2 separate regions of the Homo sapiens genome follow, and region 1 is linked to region 2. Evidence: chromatin loops called from intact Hi-C (ENCODE). Cell type or tissue: B cell. All regions are shown on one strand. Each heading gives the region's core, and the rest is flanking DNA. Links, peaks and the distances in the headings are about the cores only. Region 1 has its middle 160 kb from the start of LINC01866. Region 2 has its middle 99 kb from the start of LINC01866.

Evidence for each region. Peaks named below come from ENCODE experiments on the same cell type or tissue, not always from the same donor. Only the 100,000 strongest peaks of a DNase experiment are listed, where the experiment ranks them.
Region 1: it touches region 2 in a loop (2.0-fold over the local background); 2 of 110 quality-filtered maps call a loop at or near these places.

Annotation. Positions count from the first base shown.
Region 1 is chr2:17,122,757-17,127,158 of GRCh38, forward strand. It overlaps the pseudogene RN7SKP168. Among named protein-coding and RNA genes, the nearest start is that of LINC01866, 160 kb to the left of the region's middle. In B cell, for the core only: no CTCF peak of the experiment used is centred there; no DNase peak of the experiment used is centred there; H3K4me3 peaks cover 1,715 bases; H3K27ac peaks cover 1,022 bases.
Region 2 is chr2:17,063,420-17,067,821 of GRCh38, forward strand. No RefSeq gene overlaps it. Among named protein-coding and RNA genes, the nearest start is that of LINC01866, 99 kb to the left of the region's middle. In B cell, for the core only: no CTCF peak of the experiment used is centred there; no DNase peak of the experiment used is centred there.

The DNA of each region.
Region 1 (4,402 bases), core at 158-4,157, 59 kb after region 2:
CAGAGAAAAGTACAGGTAAATATAAGGTGATGCTTTGATTCCAATAACAGAGACACACATTAGGTGCAGTGAAACTCCAAGGGAAAAAAGTCACTAAATCTGTATTGAGGCATTTAAAAAGGCTTCACAGAAGAAAAAGTATTTGAGTTGGTGCTTCAAAGATGAGGGGGAATTTTGAGAGCTTCTCTGGAGGTTCTAGCAGGGGAATGCAGCTGCTCATCTGTTGGGGAATGTCACCCTCCTCGACCAAACGCACAGCTTCCGGAGGGATACATATGGAGCAGTGAGGGAGGAAGTGGACACCCGCCTCTCCAGCCAGACCAGCTGAGTCAACCCTGGTTATCATGGGGTGACAGATGTCACAGCCAGATAACCCTCACATCCTGAGAGAGAATTTTTCAAGTAGAGATTGGTACAGGAGTATCCTAAAGACTGAAACAAATGCTCATGAGGAGGAAGTGTCCAAAAAGCACAGAGTGAGTAGTGTTGTAACCAAAAGCAGGTTCAGTCACTTGCCACTTGCAGAATCCAATTAACAAGAGCGAGGTCTGGAATAAAGAAAGTGACTTTTATTCTAAAGCTAGCTTAGGGGAAGAAGTACAGGCTTTCTGCCTAAAGGGTACCATTTTGCTTTTGGAGCAGAAAGTGGGCACTTTCATAAAGTTGGGGGGGAAGTCATCAGGTGGTGTGGGGATCCGTGTGCTAGCTTGGTGCCTTATCTACCAGGCAGTCGAGTTGGCATCCTCAAGGGCAGAAATAGGTCGTACAGGTGGCCAAAAACTCTCTAGATGGAGGAGAGTTTCATAGCAGGATGCTGGGTTGTAAATTGACTGTCATCTCTGGAGGCAATGTTCTGGTGGGTGAAAGTTCTGCCCTAGAGCTTCTAAACACATAGTTAGATGAATTTGTCCTGTAGGGAGTGTCTGGTGAAGGGGAGGTGGAAGGCTATAATGGCATTTCTAAAGGGCTAAGTAGGAAGTGGGGAACAGAGGAAAATGGAGAAAAGAGAAAAGAAAATAATTTTAGAAGTAACTCATTCTCTTTTTCTTTAAAAAATAGAGGTACTTGGTTACAGTTTGATATATTTGAAGTAGACTGAGGTAAAGCAAGGAGTGGAAGAGATGTGGAACTACAATAATTCAGCTGAGAAAAAGACGAGTTCAGTTTGTGAATACCTTGAATGGCATGTTGGGGGTGTATACATTACCCTGAAGACAATGGTGAATTGAAGGATATTAAGCTGGGGAAAGACAAGTCTTCAGGTTATGACCATGAAACAGGACAGCAAGAAACCCGTGGCAGTATAGGCGAAATGGGTGTTTATTCTGGTCAAGAAAATCCCCAAATGAAGAACACTTCCAGAAGAGATAGCTAAATGTTCAGTTAAGGGGCATACACAGTTCACAGAGCCATGCTCTGAGGAGATGGGAAGGGAAGTACCAGCTATAGATCCTGGAGTGTATGATGTTGGATGGAAACTCAAGAAACTATCCAAATAAGAAACCTCCTGTTACAGCAAATAGCTTATTCCCTGATCCACTGGTCAGGAGGAGTTCGTATGGAATTTTTCAAGGGCTCACAAAGCCAGGTCCTCTACGAGTTAGGAGGAAAGAGAGAAGGTATATCTGAAGCACTCTTGGGAGGTAAAAGGAGATGTTGAAAAGTGACTGAGAAGAAAAAAAACAGAGCCAGTGAGAAGTCCTGCCTTCCTTACCCTAAGGACAAGCTCTCCTCTTGAAAATGTCTGGGCAGTATATATGGGAGAAGGAGAAACACATACATAAAGGACCAAGTCTGGGGAATAACGTTTCCAGGACAAGGCAGGAAAACAAACACTGTCTTTACAGACATAAAACCTGAGATTGAACTCCAAATCCATTTGCAACTGTGTGATCTTGGATATATTACTGAAATTTTCATAGTTTCAGTTTCCTTATCTGTAACATGGTGATTATTGTAGTTACGCTGCAAGAGAATTGTAAAGGAGAAACAGATAATATATGTTAAACATGTAACTGATAAGAGTCACATGACCTGAACTCTGTTAGTTTCTCTGGGACCCTGAGCAAGTCACTTCACCCTCCAGTGCCTCAGTTTATCCATCTATAAAAATGGGATGATGGCTGCCCTAGTATCACTCAGGACTATTCAGGGCACATTTTAAAAATGTTATTGAAAATTATAAAGCACAATATAAAATCTGCTGGAATTATTGGTATTAGAAATGGTACAATTTATGTTGAATTTTAAGCTGTCAGCTTATGAAAGACTTGTTTTCAGCACTGAGTTCACTAATGCCTGACTCCCTCTAAAAATAACAAGCAATTTCAGTAAATTGTAAAAGGGGAACATTTGCATGGCTTCCTGTCAGTAAAGACCATTTATGTGCTTGAAAGGAATACCATTTAGATATGACATAAACCCTGCAATTGCTTACAACTAACCTTGCTCAGCAAAGAAAAAATTATCATAGAAATTTACCATGTCAACAGCATCTCCCTGGGACATGAAAGACCTTTATTCCAAAAGGTGAACTGAAAGAGTTTGTAAGTGTCACTGCAATTTTTAAACACTTTTTTTTTCAAATGCAGGTTATCACCACCCTCTAATTTACAACAAATGCTCTCTATATGGTGACTTCTCAAACTATAGCTCCAGCCCAGATAGCTCTGTTGAGATTAAGCTCCATTCATTCAACAGCCAGTTGGATATTCTGCACTCAACATATCCATTACTAAACTTATCAGCCTCTACACCAAAACTGCGCTTCTTCCTTTCTTCCCATGATTGTGGCTGGTTTCTTTTGCATAAGCTAAAATCTGCCCAATGAATGGAGTCAAGGATAGGTGCCATCCAGGCAACTCACTGCTATTTAAAGATAAAATTTCCATCTTCCATACCTCTTGTTTTCCTGGCTGTGCCTTCTTCCAGCTATACCTAAAGCAGCCTTACTCCACCATTTCCACATTCCAGTAAGTACTAGGAAAAGAAAGAGTACAGAAGTGGGAGTGAAGCCAGCAATATTTTTGCTTCATGTTAGGTCTAAGAATTAAGGTTTGACATGTCTAGTGACATTGAGTTTGACTGTTTTCCTGACCTTGACAAAAGAAACCTAAATTGGAAATCAAGCCCCGTATCACCACTTACTAGCTTTTCATCTAGAGAAAGTCATTTGTTGTATCTGACCTCAGTTTTTTCATTTATGATTTAAATGTAATAATAACTACTCTCCTTTCTCACACGGTTGTGGTGAGGCTAAAGAGGAGATACTTAAATGTAAAGCAGCCATGTGTATTGCAAAGTTTTAGGTAGTACAAATGCCATCATTTTTCCTCCCAAACTCTGCAATTGTGCTTGCATCTCCATCTCCTCCTCCTTTCCTTCTGTTCAGGTGAAGCATGAAGGCTCCTCCCACCACAGTCCAAGCCATCTACTGTGCCTTGCTCCACCCCATTTCTTCCTCCTCACTCAAGAATTTTGTTCCATTTAGATCTCTTTTCTCTTTCCTGAAAGAGAGAGATCCTTAATCTCATCTGTTCTCCTAGCTCATCTTCATCAACATACAAACACGTTGCAGTATCTTCCATTGAAAATAAATCTTTCTTTACCCCTCACGTACATCTCCAGTCATTGACTGTCTCTCTCTTCCCCTCTATGTGTGTTTATCAAATGCATCGCTCACAATCATTGTCTCCCCTTCCTTATCACCATTCTGTCTTCAACTCATTTTAATCTCATCCTTTCCCTCCTTCTGTAGTCAGCAGAAATTGTTGTTCTTAAAGTCACCATTGACCTCATTGCTGTAATTTAATCCTATTCAATCTCCCACCCAGCATTCCCTATGATTTGGCCACTCTTCTCTCCTGAAATCTCCTCCTCTCTGAGTTCCCCCACCTCACTATCCTGGTTTAACCCTCAAATTAAGATTCTGAGCTTACTTAGTTACAACCTATGTCCATGCATATGTATATCCTCAGCTTCTAACATAGCTATCAGCACCATGCTCAGGAAGTGTTTTTATTTCTTTGCCTTGCTTGCTTGTTTTTAAAGAAACTATCTGGTCCCCAGTTGTGTCTGTTAGTTTGTTTTGCTTTTAAGAAGGGTATTACATTTGGATAGAGAATATATTATATTCCAAATAAATTCTAGTTTCTTTCATTCTTTTTTCCCATCCAGTAGCAATTTTTATGACTATATATAAACATATGTGAAATAAAATGGTAGATATTTGTCTCATGCTATCTGTGATGTTTACATTTTTATTTTTTAAATCAATTTTATACTGGCCTCAAAATGAGCTGGGTTGCTCTGCTTCTTATCTTGGTTGTCCCAGATACAGATGTCCTATTCATTTATGTAATGCGACGTTTACATTTGTAGAGGTCTCACACGATTATCCATA
Region 2 (4,402 bases), core at 68-4,067:
ATGTTAACATTAACAACGTCACCTAAAAGGTATACTTGGGAATGCATGTAGATAGAAATATGCCACAGCTGCAAGGTTGATACTTCAGAACACTCTTGACAGACACAAAAGAAGACTTAAGCAAAGTCCATCATGTCCCAGGAGAGAAAGATTTACCATCATAAATATACTAATTTTTCCCTAATTTATCAATAAATTAAATTAATCCATATTAACAGGTATTTTTTTCTTTAGTAAATCATACATTTATGAAAAACATACTTAAGTCAGATTTTTTTAGGGATATGTTTTATGAGTTCTCATTTAAGAGTCTCAACAACCTGGAGAGGAGATATTCTAAACAATATTTTATTTTAAACTAAATAACCTGATCATAAAATTTACTTGGAGAGCAAAATAAGCAATAATAACAAGAAATATTCTGAGATAAAAGAGAAATAAGTAGGCATTAAATTAACCAGATATTTTAAATACTTTAAATCTGTAATAATTTAAATATGTTGGGCGGAGCACAGTGGTTCATGCCTGTAATCCCAGAACTTTGGGAGGCTGAGGTGGGTGGATCATTTGAGATCAGGAGTTCCAGACCAGCCTGGCCCACCTGGTGAAACTGCACCTCTACTAAAAATACAAAAATCAGCCAGGTGTGGCGGCAGGCGCCTACAGTCCCAGCTACTTGGGAGGCTGAGACAGAGGAATTGCTTGAACCCGGGAGCCGGAGTTTGCAGTGAGGCGAGATTGCACCACTGCACTCCAGCCTGGGTGACACAGCGAGACTCTATCTCAAAAAAATAAATAAATATGTCACATTTCATATTTAGATAGAGCAATAAAATACATTACACTAGAATATTCAGGAAGAAAATTTCTGATTCAAAATGATAATTCAGTATATAATCAATTTGTCATTTCACATCGCTAATTAATGAATGGCTTCTTTAATAAATGGCACTAGAACAATTAAAAATCAATCTGGAAAAAGTGAGTGGGATACATTCTTTATACCTTAAACTGAAATAAATCCCATAAATAATATGCATAATTATTTAAATTTATAAAATAAAACCACAAACATAATAGGAAAAAAAGCATGGATGATTGTTTATAATAATTTTGGAGTGGGGAAAGCCTTTCTAAGCATAACACAAATGCTAGAAACCATAACATAAAGGGATGATAATTGATCCAGTGGTGATGGGGTGGGTGGTAGGGTACCTCAGAGTAAAGATGGAACAATAGCAGCCATGAATTGTTGACTGCTGTAGATGGATAACAAGTATGTAAAAGTTTATTGTATATTTGTTTCTGCTCTTATGTTTTAAATTTGAATAACAGAAAGTTTTAAAAGGATGAAGAAGATGTTATATCCTATAAATGATTTCACCTAAAAGTACACTTTATTCTGTTGTGTCCAACAGATACAGCACATGACGCTTCTCATCAGGAAGACAGAATTTATGAGACCACACACTAGAGTAATAAAAGGAGAATTACATGCCTGTATGGAATATCACTAGATATTAAGTTGTATAACGAGAAGTCAGTTGGGATTAAACTGTATATTTGGTGACACCAAGCTGAGATAATTATACATTGTATGTGGCAATATGCAAGAAGTTATTTTAAGTGCAGAAAAAGAGTCTACTTTGTACTTGTCAATATAATCATATATATACTAATAAATCATTTTTGAAATAAAATGAGCTACAAAAAATTCAGAACATTTCTCATGGCAAAAAACAAAGTCAAAGGACAAATGGTAAACAAATAGGGAAATAAAGTAAGTGCCATCACAGGTTACCATGCAAAAGGTTCAAGATAAACACTGTATGCATCTTTTGGTGACCTGTTGGTAGATGGTCAGCAATTTCCATGAGTCCCTTTCTCTTAGCAACTGGAAGGATATATGCCTAGGTCAGATACTATAGGATTCTCTTTGGGGCCATGCTGAAGGAGAGGAGCTTTGCTTCCTTGATGCTGTCACTTTTTTTTTTTTTTTTTTTTTTGAGACAGAGCCTTGCTCTGTCGCCAGGCTGGAGTGCAATGGCAAGATCTCAGCTCACTGCAACCTCCGCCTCCCAGGTTCAAGCGATTCTCCTCCCTCAGCCTCCTGAGTAGCTGGGACTACAGGCACGCACCACCATGCCCAGCTAATTTTTGCATTTTTAGTAGAGGCGGAGTTTCACCATGTTGGCCAGGATGGTCTTAATCTCCTGACCTCATGATCTACCCGCCTGGGCCTCCTAAAGTGCTGGGATTACAGGCATGAGCCCCAGCGCCCGGCCACAGCTTTTTTAAGGAAAGCATGAGAACAACCCTGCAAGTCCAAGGAATGCAATCTGAGATTTAGTGCCAGCTGTGCAGCAGAGTTGTGTATCACTGCTGGATGTGCAAGCTGCTTCCATCTCTGAGTTATCTCATAGGAAATTGAGACTGAGCCCAACCTGCGCTGCTAAAAAGAGGGGGAGCCATTGGCTCATTACCAGGAAACCAGGAGAGATCTGCCAGGGTTACCCAAAAATGTTCTCTTTCCACACAGAGTTGATTGCATAACATATAAAAAGTTCTTATAAATCAATTTAAAAAGATAACACCGTATAAAATAGACGAAGTTTATGAACAGAAAGTTCATTAAAAAGGAAAAGACATAGGCATGGGCAAGGACTTCATGTCTAAAGCACCAAAAGCAATGGCAACAAAAGCCAAAATTCACAAATGGGATCTAATTAAACTAAAGAGCTTCTGCACAGCAAAAGAAACTACCATCAGAGTGAACAGGCAACCTACAAAATGGGAGAAAATTTTCGCAACCTACTCATCTGACAAAGGGCTAACATCCAGAATCTACAATGAACTCCAACAAATTTACAAGAAAAAAACAAACAACCCCATCAAAAAGTGGGCAAAGGATATGAACAGACACTTCTCAAAAGAAGACATTTATGCAGCCAAAAGACATATGAAAAGATGCTCAACATCACTGGCCATCAGAGAAATGCAAATCAAAACCACAATGAGATACCATCTCACACCAGTTAGAATGGCGATCATTAAAAATTCAGGAAACAACAGGTGCTGGAGAGGATGTGGAGAAATAGGAACACTTTTACACTGTTGGTGGGACTGTAAACTAGTTCAACCATTGTGGAATTCAGTGTGGCGATTCCTCAGGGATCTAGAACTAGAAATACCATTTGACCCAGCCATCCCATTACTGGGTATATACCCAAAGGACTATAAATCATGCTGCTATAAAGACACATGCACACGTATGTTTATTGCGGCACTATTCACAATAGCAAAGATTGGAACCAACCCAAATGTCCAACAATGATAGACTGGATTAAGAAAATGTGACACATATACACCATGGAATACTATGCAGCCATAAAAAAGGATGAGTTCACGTCCTTTGTAGGGACATGGATGAAATTGGAAATCATCATTCTCAGTAAACTATCTCAAGGACAAAAAAACAAACACCACATGTTCTCACTCATAGATGGGAATTGAACAATGAGAACACATGAACACAGGAAGGGGAACATCACACTCTGGGGACTGTTGTGGGGTGGGGGGAGGGGGAGGGATAGCATTAGGAGATATACCTAATGCTAAATGACGAGTTAATGGGTGCAGCACACCAGCATGGCACATGTATACATATGTAACTAACCTGCACATTGTGCACATGTACCCTAAAACTAAAAGTATACTAATAAAAAAAAAAAAGGAAAAGTACAAATGGCTCTGAAATCTGTGTAAAATTATTCATTCCTAGTAATAATTACACTGATGCTCACCTAAGGGAAAGAGAGGTGTGGAATTGGAGAGTGCTATATATGGAATTAAACTGTATCATTTATATTATACTTCTTTGGCCAGTAATGGATACAAGATTCTTGTTGAATTATTCTTTATACTTTTCCTTATGGTTAAATATCTCATGATAACATTTTACACAGGAAAATATTACAATAGATACATCCTGTATGCTAGTTATACAGGATGTTCACTGCTATATTTTTTAACTAGGAAAATATTGAAAATTTCAAAATGTCTTTCTTAGAGTGTTGTTTAAATAAATTATATTGCCTTCATTCAAAGGAATAATAGGCATTAACTTAAAAAGGATGTAGCAGTTTTTTAATAATAATGACTGATAAATAAATACAGAAGCATCAAAGAGAACCTTGCGTACAGAATGTTGTCATTCGTAAAACAAATAGAAAATATGTATATAAAAGTGTGTAGACACACACACACACCCCATCTTCTAGAACACCTACAAGAAACTAACAATGATTGCCTCTTGGAGGGAAGTAAACAGTGGAAAGACAGGAAAAGGAAAATAGAAACATAGTTTTTAATGTACAGTCTTTTGAACATTTTTAATTTTGTA